2 separate regions of the Homo sapiens genome follow, and region 1 is linked to region 2. The links are chromatin loops, found by intact Hi-C in ENCODE. Cell type or tissue: GM12878. All regions are shown on one strand. Links, peaks and the distances in the headings refer to the core of each region. The heading gives the core; the rest is flanking DNA. Region 1 has its middle 2.8 kb from the start of LINC00428. Region 2 overlaps AKAP11 (A-kinase anchoring protein 11).

The links. A loop is a pair of places that touch in the nucleus more often than their neighbours do. Peaks named below come from ENCODE experiments on the same cell type or tissue, not always from the same donor. Only the 100,000 strongest peaks of a DNase experiment are listed, where the experiment ranks them.
Region 1: it touches region 2 in a loop (4-fold over the local background); 1 of 110 quality-filtered maps calls a loop at or near these places.

Annotation. Positions count from the first base shown.
Region 1 is chr13:42,872,900-42,878,285 of GRCh38, forward strand. No RefSeq gene overlaps it. Among named protein-coding and RNA genes, the nearest start is that of LINC00428, 2.8 kb to the left of the region's middle. RefSeq lists an enhancer at 1-540. In GM12878, for the core only: a CTCF peak has its summit at 3,090; DNase peaks (open chromatin) are centred at 3,532 and 4,155; H3K27ac peaks cover 1,239 bases.
Region 2 is chr13:42,274,873-42,280,258 of GRCh38, forward strand. All of the region lies in intron 1 of AKAP11 (A-kinase anchoring protein 11), which reads left to right. Among named protein-coding and RNA genes, the nearest start is that of AKAP11, 5.4 kb to the left of the region's middle. In GM12878, for the core only: a CTCF peak has its summit at 3,182 (motif pointing left); a DNase peak (open chromatin) is centred at 399; H3K4me3 peaks cover 3,975 bases; H3K27ac peaks cover 4,318 bases.

The DNA of each region.
Region 1 (5,386 bases), core at 65-5,064, 600 kb after region 2:
GGAGTGGGGGTCGCAAGGTGCTCAGTGGGGGTGCTTTTTGAGCCAGGATGAGCCAGGAAAAGGACTTTCACAAGGTAATGTCATCAGTTAAGGCAAGGACCAGCCATTTACACTTCTTTTGTGGTGGAATGTCATCAGTTACGGTGGGGCAAGGCATATTCACTTCTTTTGTGATTCTTCAGTTACTTCAGGCCATCTGGGCGTATACGTGCAAGTCACGGGGGATGCGATGGCTTGGCTTGGGCTCAGAGGCCTGACAGTAACACGTTTTAACTTTGCAAAAAATGTTTTGGCATTAATGGGCTCAAAAAGTGAAAGGAAATGTGTAATGGAAAATCAAATACTTTGTTCATGAGAATGTTAATGACAAACCTATAAATCCCAAAATGTTTATCAACACTTACCATGGGGGCTATATGACATCACTCACCACATGAAAAATAGAAAACACGAATCTGCTAAACTATTAGTATCTACTCTCATTCGAGAGTACATTTGAGATACATACTGTGCATGAACATGAGGACTTGACACGTGCAGACAAGGAAAGTATCCTGTGAAGCATGGCTTTTCATTTGGATCAAATGACTGCCTCTCTAAATCTGCACTCTGTGTCTGTTGTACACATACAAAAAGTGAAGCTGATGGGGTTCAGGGCATGCTGCTCCAAAATATGGTTCCTTGGCGTATTGAATATTTTAAACGGAAGAAATTTGAGGAAAACAGCAGAAGCGGGAAAGTGTCTCTGACTTTCCCCCAGCCTCCTTCCCTGATGCAGTTCATAAAACCTAGGAAAGATTTTCTGACCTTCCCCTGAAAGAGGTCATAGACTCTCATGTAAGATGTGCCCTCTCTATGCCAGGAAGAAAGGAACATCCTTATCCCTGAAAACAAAAGGTCACAGAAGGGAAACTGAACAAACTGGCCTTGCTGAGTTTCCCCAGTTTATAATCATCATGTCATACTTTTCACCCTATTATATTTCTCTATGACTCTCCTCTCTTCATCAAACCCAGCATAAAAATACACAGGTTTAAAAAATACACAGGTTTAACTGTTTCTTCAGGTATTTATTTCCTTATGAAAGCTCCCATTTCATGTAAAATGCATGTTAAATAAACATGTAAGCTTTTCTCTGGTTCATCTGTCTTTTGTTATAGGGGCCTCAGCCATGAACCTAAGATGGAGAGAGGAAAAGCTGGTCTCCTCCCCTACAAAGCGATAGATGGTAAGGTGCTGGATCCAATGGCAGAAAAAAAAGTTTCAAACAATTAAATGATGCCACTTTTATAGAAATGGAGTCAGATGCTTCATATTGGAAAACAGTTATTTTCAACAATGATTCCTTTTATTTTCATCCAATTCATGGTATCAAAGTAAAACATTTGGAATTTTATTTTGCTGACGGTAAAAACATCTGATATTACTAGAGTGAGATGTCATTGTAAATCCAGTTAAATGAATCAGTGCTATCATAAATTGTTTTTAAAAGTTCAAACTAAAGTTATCTTTGTGTCATAATTAAGTACAAATTTTGGCATAGCACAGTGTCATTGTAAAAGCATGTTTTTTCTAAAGAATTATGGAGCAGAAATGTACTGGGAATTAGATGTGCAACATGATTCATACTTGTACTCAAACAAGTAGTGATAATCTACCAATCAAAATAGTAGCAGTCACGAAGAATTTATAAATATGATATATATGTATACACTTAAAATATCTAAACTATAGTTTTTGCAAAAATATGATTTTAAATACAAGGCAGTATCATGTGTTTTTCTCTCTTTGCTGTCTGCCATAAGGAGAATTTTAGAAATATTTGAGCATTGAAGAAATAATTTGTATATCAATCTAAGTATCTTTTTGTTGAATTCTTTTTAAAAATTAGCTCTCTAAATCTGGGCTGAATTTGTCCAAATCAGTTAGAAATCTTTGATCAGCACTTTCAATGAATAGAGTTTCAAAAAACTTTAGCTTTCCACATGTTTAGACAATTGGAATTATTAGTAACAAGTCTTAAAAACAAGAAGACACCAAAGTGTATCCCCACCAAAGCATGAAGAAACTAAACAAATTAAGTACGTTAAAAAGAGTATATTCTCAATCCTGATATGGTCTACAGAGAAGGTTCATTTCAAATTTATTAGTCATTAAATGCAAATTTGAAGAAAATATTGGGACAATTTTATTTAAAATTTTAACATAGCAAGACCATATAAGGAAAAGAAAACATTCTTTAGAAAAATAGAATGACATGGTATTTGAGACAAATGTGTTTTCAAAAAATGACTAAAGGGGTAATTATTCTGATTATATTATTGTAAAATTTCTACTTTTTATATATGTAAAGAAGTTTTAAAAGTTTTCTTTGGTGTACACAGATATATGTTATTCTACTTTCTAGAAAAAATATTTTTGAAATAGTGTTTCAAAATAATTATTTGGCAGATCCATCAAAAAATAAAAATGTATTTGTCAGTTAGTAAATTTTTGAAAAAAGATACCAGGATTTTTAGCACTTCATTTCACTCTTAAAAGTGTCCTGATTTGAAAGATGAATTCTATGGTATCAGCTTAAAAATCACAAATTTAGAAAGGAGACTTTGTTTGCTATAAAGACTCGCAGCCTACAATGTGGCCATTCTGACAGGCTGAGAAGTGTAGCTTCTGTGAGAAGCCTCTGTCAGCGGGTACTTCGAGGGAGGGAAGGATGAGACATACGTTTTGTTGAACAGGTTGGCCAAATATATGTATATATTCAACAGGTTACGGGAGGAGCTATGCAGTCTTTCGTCCAGATATTCATGAAGGGGGAACATGGCATGCATACTGAATAAACATGCATGTTACATGCATCTCATGCTTCCCTTAGGTGGAGACTTAACATTGAAATATATTACAAGTAAGCCCTATATGTCAAAAGGTGAAGCAGGGAAAGGAAGGCACTCAAATGCACAGCATCTGTAACTCGGCTGGAACTAGTCGATCTGTGGGTGGTCTCTTAGCAGGAGAAAAATACTGAAACCAGTCTTTTATTCAATCAAAGCTGTAGTTCTGGCTTGTGGAGCAGGGGGCCTCAGTTAGTCAGCTCTGCTGGTGGATGAGCTGCAATTGTTTAATATTGCTTATCTCAAGGCCAGCGCGTGTTTAGCTGCTAGAGAAAAAGAAAAACCTTGTGGCAGTTGGAACACAGTTTCTTCTTTAACTGTAGGAGTCCATGACTTAACATGGCCTTCGGTCCTGTTTATAATGTGGTATCTCATTGTGAACAAAGAGTCTGTTCTGACAGTCTCGTGATCTCTATTTCAACATTAATGCTGGTCAGATGTTGTGTCTAAACCACAAAAGGGAGGGAAGATAAAGAGGTGCATCTGACCTCTCGTCCTGTGATGGCCAGAAACTCAGTTTTTAAAAGGTTTCTCTGGGGTCCTCTTGGCCAAGAGGCAGCCTGTTCAGTTGACTGGGGAGCTAAGGACTTTAGTTTCAGTTCTCAATAATCATCCTAGTTACACAGTCATCAGACTCACCACACCCCAAAGAAAATGAATGTTCTGTGGTTCCCCTTTCTAGGGTCTCATAGGATCAAAGTTTCCCCAGGTTGAAAGGGCTCTCAAAGAAAAGGTATGTTAATTCTCTTGAAGTTTTCAAATTTCAGTGTACCTAGGGATTTCCTTGAGAGCCTGTTATGCAAATTCCTGGTCCCTGGTAACAAGATTTGTGATGTAAGTCAAGGATGGGGCCCAGGAGTCTGTATTTTTTCCAAGACCTCACCCTCTCCCCAAGGGATTTCTTTAGAGATGTACCTGGTCAATTCTGAAATCAACTTCTAAAAGCTTTTCTTGGCATAGAGTAGAAATCTATATCCCTAAAGTACCACCCACTAGTTCTAACAATCACATAGAAAAAAAAGAATGGATTTCTCTTCCTATGATAGACCTTTAAGTATGGGAGATGCCTGTCATCATTTCCAGAGTTCTATTTTATTCAGCCTAACTACTTCGGTCTCTTCTCCAACTCTTCTTCAATACACAACACACACACACACAAACTCCTACAAGGTTACCGAGAATAAAACGTATGCCAACAAGTACAGATTAGGGTGCTATGACTCAGGAACAATGTGTGTGAAAAAGTTTAAAGATTTTAGCTGATAGTAAACTCAATATGTGTCAACAGTATGAATCATTACAAGAGAGTAGGAGAAAGGAGCAGGAGAAGAGAGAAAAAGGAAGAACAAGAAAAAAAATCTCTGCCTCTGGTTGTTGATGGTATCAAATGAGATGCTGATTATGCAGACTTCCCCTAATGTACTCTGCTGTCATGTATATTTCTTTGATCAAATATCTTCCACTTCCTAGAATACCAGCTCCACTCCTCCCCTAAAGCAATGAGCTATTTTCAAAACCATTCATCTTTCAAGATTCAGCTCAAACATCAAGTCCTCAACTGCCCCAGGATAACTTACCTCTCTCTCCTTTAAACTCCCACTGTTCTTTACACAGCTCATCACACTCGATTGTTTACACATGGCTTACTGCACTTACCACCCCCCCCCCGCCCCGCCTTCTAATGTGCTGCCTGCATGATTTCCTTAGATATTATTCTTACTGTTCAGTGTCTATCTGTCCTAGAATATGAGCTCATGAGGGCAGCTTCTGTCTTATTTAATGCTATATCTCTGGTGCCTGGAAGAGTGCCTGGCACATAGTGAGCACTCCTGGGAAAATATAATTAAAAACGAAATGTCCTCCTAACCCAGAAAAGCTTTCTACAAAGGTAAAAGGAAAACTATTTTATTATTAAATAAGCATTAAACCAGAAAGTGATGCACATTACAGGCAATCTGCTAAAGAAATGGCAAAGACCAGAAAGAACTCTCACTCTTTTATAGCTAAGGGGATACAACCCATTACCATTAGTTAGGCTTTGCAATTTGGAGTCAGACAACAACTGAAGTTACACCCCTCTCCTCTTAGGAAACCGGAAGCTAAAGCCTTAGCTTCCTTGATGATTACATCAAGGAAGAGAGGACGTCCAGGTCCTTGAAGAAACACTCCAGATTGTGAGGTAGCCCAGAGGCTTATTTAGCCACTAAAAAGATTCACATACATAGAAAAGGACAGGGAAAACTTTTTTTTTTTTTTTTTTTGAGACAGTCTCGCTCTGCCGCCCAGGCTGGAGGTGCAGTGGTGCAATCGCCGGCTCACTGTAAGTTCCGCCTCCTGGGTTCACGCCATTCTCCTGCCTCAGCCTCCCCAGTAGCTGGGACTACAGGCGCCCACCACCACTCCCAGCTAATTTTTTTTATTTTTTAGTAGAGATGGGGTTTCACCATGTTAGCCAGGATGGTCTCGATCTCCTGACCTCGTGATCCGCCGGCCTT
Region 2 (5,386 bases), core at 308-5,307:
GTTTCGGTTTGGGAGTCAGGTCTATTAATTAAATGAGCCTCATTTTCTTCATACCCACCTCAAAAAGTTAGTGCGAAGCACATAGTAGCTGCTTACTCAGTGTTTTTATTTTTACCTCCCGTAATGGTTTGAGGATTCTTTGATTGCAAGGAAGAAAAAGCCAATTTAATTAGCCTACTTAAAAAAAAAGCATTTGTCATACAGTGCTGCTGAAGTCCATTGCATGATTCCAATTCAGCGTTTTGGGAACCAGAAAGTCTTCAGGCAGTTACTCTTCCAGTTTTTCTCTGGAAGCACATGGTCTTATGTCTCTGCTACTCACGCAGGTCTGTTCCAGTTTCTTTCAGATTGGCCTTCTCTTTAAAGCTCTTGGTTTCCACTTCCCCAAAACTTTGATTTGCATGAGACTTTGGTTTGCCATGATGCCAACATCAGACTCACTGACTATGCAACATGGTTCTCAGCAAACATCTCCAAGTCTCAGTTATGTTTCTAGAGAGAGAATCCAATTGGTCAGGTTTCTGCTTCTAGCACAGTTGGCTGGAGAGTGAGGAAAGATAGGAATGGGAAAAATGGATGAGGAAGAGACTTAGATTTGTCTCACAGTTTGCAGGGCTGCTCCTTTTAAACTGGCCATGCCAACATATTTAACAAAAGGAGAGTGGACAGGGAGGAAGTGATGGATACCTCAGGTGTGCTTTAACATCCTGCAATTTGAGTTCTTCCTCTGGCATTGCATTGAACTTGCTCTCAGCTTGGTAATGTTCTAACCAGATCTAACCAGTAGTCTCTTTACAGGACAGATTCTCCTGGGTGTGGGAGTTCAGGCAAATTACTGAAATGCTTGATGACTCAGTTTTCCTATGCGTAGAATGGGCATAATAGCACCTTCTGTGGTGAGAATTATGAATTCATGTATGTAAAGCAATTAAACAGTGTCTGGCATATGGCAGGCACAATGCAAGGGTACGGTATTAGTATTTGTTGAGAGCATACCGTGTGGCAGGTACTGTGATACAGGCTTCTGGTCGTGTTCAGAGAGGAAGGAATTTCTGCCCTCAAGAAGTCTAGAAGTCCAGTGCTGACCACTCATGCTTAAAACCATTTCTTGACTTCAGTGACACTAAATTCTTCTAAATCTCTACCTCACCTACCTTTCTGACTGCCATTTATTTGTGGTTCCTTTTATGCCGGTCCTGGAACCCTTTATCATGGTTGTCTTCATAGATGCTCTCTTGAATTTCTGTTCTTTCCCAGTCGCTGAGACCAGCTTTCAGGTTCTCTATATGTGGATTATTCTTAGAGTAACATCTCCATCTCTGACCCCAAGTAAATCTCTTAATTTTTAGTTCTTTTTTTGGGTATTATTATTTATATAATTTATATGTTTTGAGACATGGTCTTGCTCTGTCACCCAGGCTAGGGTGCAGTGGCGCAATCTTGGCTCACTGCAACCTCCTCCTCCCAGGGCTCAAGCGATTCTCCCTTCTCAGCTTCCCGAGTAGCTGGAACCACAGGTGTGTGCTACCACGCCTAGCTAATTTTTATATTTTTTTAGAGGTGGGGTTTCACCGTGTTGGCCAGGCTGGTCTCAAACTCCTGGGCTCAAGCCGTCCACCTGCCTTGGCCTCCCAATGTGCTGGGATTACAGGTATGCGCCCACTGTACCTAGCCTCTTGGATATTCCTATGTTGATATAAAATACTGTCTTCCAGTTACCTTCTAATTTGCAAAGCCTTCTGATTTACCTTCTGATTTGCAAAGAAAAAAATTTTCTTTCAGCATCCCAGGCTTAAAACCTTAAAGTTATTTTTCACATTCTTCTTTTTTTATGCTGTAATATACCCTGTTAGTTAATAGGTTCTGTGTGGGCTTTTGGGTGCTTCCTATGACTGGCCCATCTGCAAAGTAGATCTGTTGACTTATTTCGGCTACTGGCAGCTTAGGATAGATCCTTATATCTGTAAGAGCTACTTAAATGCCTTTTCAGCAATATACTCTTAGAGTCATGGCGTCATAGATGTCACTGATAAAAAGAAATGTGTTCCTGGGTTAAAATTCTGAACATATTTTCTGTTAGAAATAGTCTTGTGGATAGGGCTACGTACAAGATTAAGAATGTTACTCCATTTTCTAGGGAGCATATTCATGTTGAAAGCACAATCTCAAGATTTTAGTTTTTTGTTGTTGCATTTTTTTGTAGGTATTCAATTACATAGCATTTTAATTATAGCATATCATCCTTATAATATTGCCATACACATATACAAAGTTTTATTATAAATCAGTTGTTGAAAATATTTTTGAAAGTCAAATATATTACAGATGCACACTCAATAGTGAAACTAAGATAATCATTTGAGGGCATATATCCTTTACAGTGATTTCTTAAAACTGTATTCAAATGTAGGTCTAATGAGTTTTTTATTATGAAAATGTTAACTGTTTTATCCTCCTGCCTTCATCTGATTATTCTAATTAACTTCTAACAATGGACCGTTGCATGTTTAAAAGTTGTGTTTATTGTTGCTGAATAAGTAGTTTTGAAGTCAGTAGCCATTCACACTTAGTACTTTGTCAACTAGACCCATGTTATTCCTTTCAATACCAGTGGCTAGTTGGGCTCAAACATACCTTATAAGTAGATCTCAATCTGGAATGCAGTTGAAAAATCAATAATTTTTCTCTGTGACTGTTTGGGAAAACAAAAGTGACAGAACAAATATTCTTGGATTAATTTTGTAAAAAGTCATTAGGTAAGTGGCCCTATTTTCTATTTGGTGATGTTGCTTTTGCCACCAAATGCCTGTCTGCATTCACGTCATTGATGAAATTTCTCTTCACCGTACAGCTCGTTCACTTCAGTAAATCTATAGTTGCTTATTATGAGTAAGGCCTTTGGGGAATGCAGAGATGAGTAAGGCATGGCGATGGAATGAAATTCACTGTTGTATCCCAATCACTGTTACTTAGACGCTTGGTGAATGTATGTGTTGAACGTTGGTAGTACTTACAGTCCAGTGCAGGGCATAGACATGTAGACATTTAACTGTTACATAAGGCACTGTAGTCTAAAGTGCTAAAATAGGGTAAGTGGTGATTTTGCTCCCCAAGGAAATGTTTGGTAATATTTGGAGACAGTTTTGGTTACTGCAACTGAGTGCTACTGGCATCTAGTGGGTAGAGGCCAAGGAAGCTGCTAAGTGTCCTACCATGCATACACAGCCTCCTACAACAAAGACTTATCTGACCCAAAATGTTAGTAATGCTGAGATTGAGAAACTCTGTAGCGGTAAGAACATATATATTGTGAATGCAGGAATGAGGTTGAGGATTAAAAAGGAAAAAGGCAGAAACTATAAAGAAGCAAATATCTTAATAGATATTAAGACATACTAAAATCATTTTATACGATTGACTGTTGTTTTGAAAAACAAAATAGTATCTGATAGCTGTAGTAGTTTTAGATTTTGTAAGTCAAATAACAGGTCTGTACCCAAGAAAGGAACTTAGCTTCCTTATTTGCAAAAAGGGGGATAACATCACTTTTATTCTGCTGTTCACCTATTAGGTATTATTCTGTTTTATTTTTCTAGTGTTTGTGTTAGGGTTTACAAGATAACTTATTACAGGTTTTCTTCAAATAACATCACTTCATGTTTAATGTAGAAATCTATGACAGTCTTTTTTTGTCTCCATCTCCCCTGCCACATTTTTTATCCTATTTTGTCATACATTTTATCAATATGTCTGTCTTAAACCCTCTAATTAATTGTTACTATTTTTAAACAGTTATATTTTAACTGTTTAAAAGGGATTGAAAAATGAAGAATAACTTCTGTTACCCTCATATTTACCATTTCAGATGTTCTTTATTCCTTCGTGTAAGATTCAGATTTCCATCTGGTATTGTTTTACTTTGCCTGAAGAATTTCTTTCCATAGTTACTCTAGTGGTGGTCAACTGGTGGTGAATTTTCACGGCCCTTATTCATGTGAATAAATTTATTTTGCCTTAATTTTTGAAATACATTTTCATTGAGTATATCTGGGTTGATGCTTTTTTTTTTTTCTTCTTCTTAGTACTTTGAAGATAGTGCTCCATTGTCTTGTTTTCCGGTTCATATAGATGTGAAGTCTGTTGTCCTTGGTTCCTCTGTATATAATGTGTACTTTTTTTCTGGTCAATTAATATTTTTTCTTTATCACTGGTTTTCAGCCATTTGGTTATGATTTGCCTTGGCTTTCTTTATGTTTATTCTTAGGGTTTGCTGAGCTTCCTTGGTACTGTCAGTTTACGGTTTTCATCAAATTTGGGAAGTTCTCTGCTATTTTGTCTTCAAATTTTTTTTTCTTCTGCACCCACTTCCCCAGTGCACGCACGTGCACACCCACACACACACACACACACTCTCTCTCTCTCACTCACTCACTCGCTTACTCACTATGTCTCTTCGTGGAACTCCAGTTATTCACCTTTTATGGTGCTTAAAAAGTCACTTACACTCTACGTTTGTTTTTAAGTTTTGTCTCTCCATGTTTCATTTTGGATAGCTTCTATTACATTGTCTACAAGTTCACTGAGCTTTTCTTCTCTAGTTTAATCTGTTAATTGTATCCAGTATGGTTTTCGTTTCAGTATATTTAATTTTCATCTCTAAAAGTTCAATTTTGGTGTCTTTTGTATCTTCTCCTTCTCTCCTTATGGTGATGTTTTCCTCTCACTTCTTGAGTATATGGAACATATTTGTACTATAGTTTTACAATCCTTTTCTGTTCCTGCCATCATCACTGTCATTTCTAGGTCTTCATTTATTGCCTTTTTTTCTCTTGGTTATGGTTCATATTTTTCTCTTCCTTTGCATGCTTGGTAATTTTTATTGTATGCCAGCCATTGAGTTTATACTGTTGCTTGCTTGATTTATTATATTACTGAAGTGTGTTGGATTTAGTTGGGGTGCACAGTTACTTGGAATCTGTTGGGTTGTTTCAGGGCTTGCTTTTAGAATTTATTAGTGTGGGTCCAGAACAGTTTTTAACGTAGTGCTGAATTATTGTCTCTACTAAGGCTGCTTCTACTAAGGCTGCTACTTCTTCTGAGGAGTCTATCATTACCTGATACATTACAAGGTTTTTCTATTCTGGTGGAATATATTATGGTTTATCTCTAGGGCTCTCACTTACTTTCAGCTCTCCCTCCAGCTTAATACCCTGTAAATTCTAGCCATCTTGGTCTCTCCAAACTGATCTGTGTTTAAAACTCAGTGAAACCACCAGACTGCTTGGCTTTCCTGTCCCTGTATTGTGACCTGGAAGTAGCTGGCAGCCAGTGTTTCCCTTCTCTCAGGGATCACAATCCCGTGTTCCCTGTTGTCTGATGTTTAAAA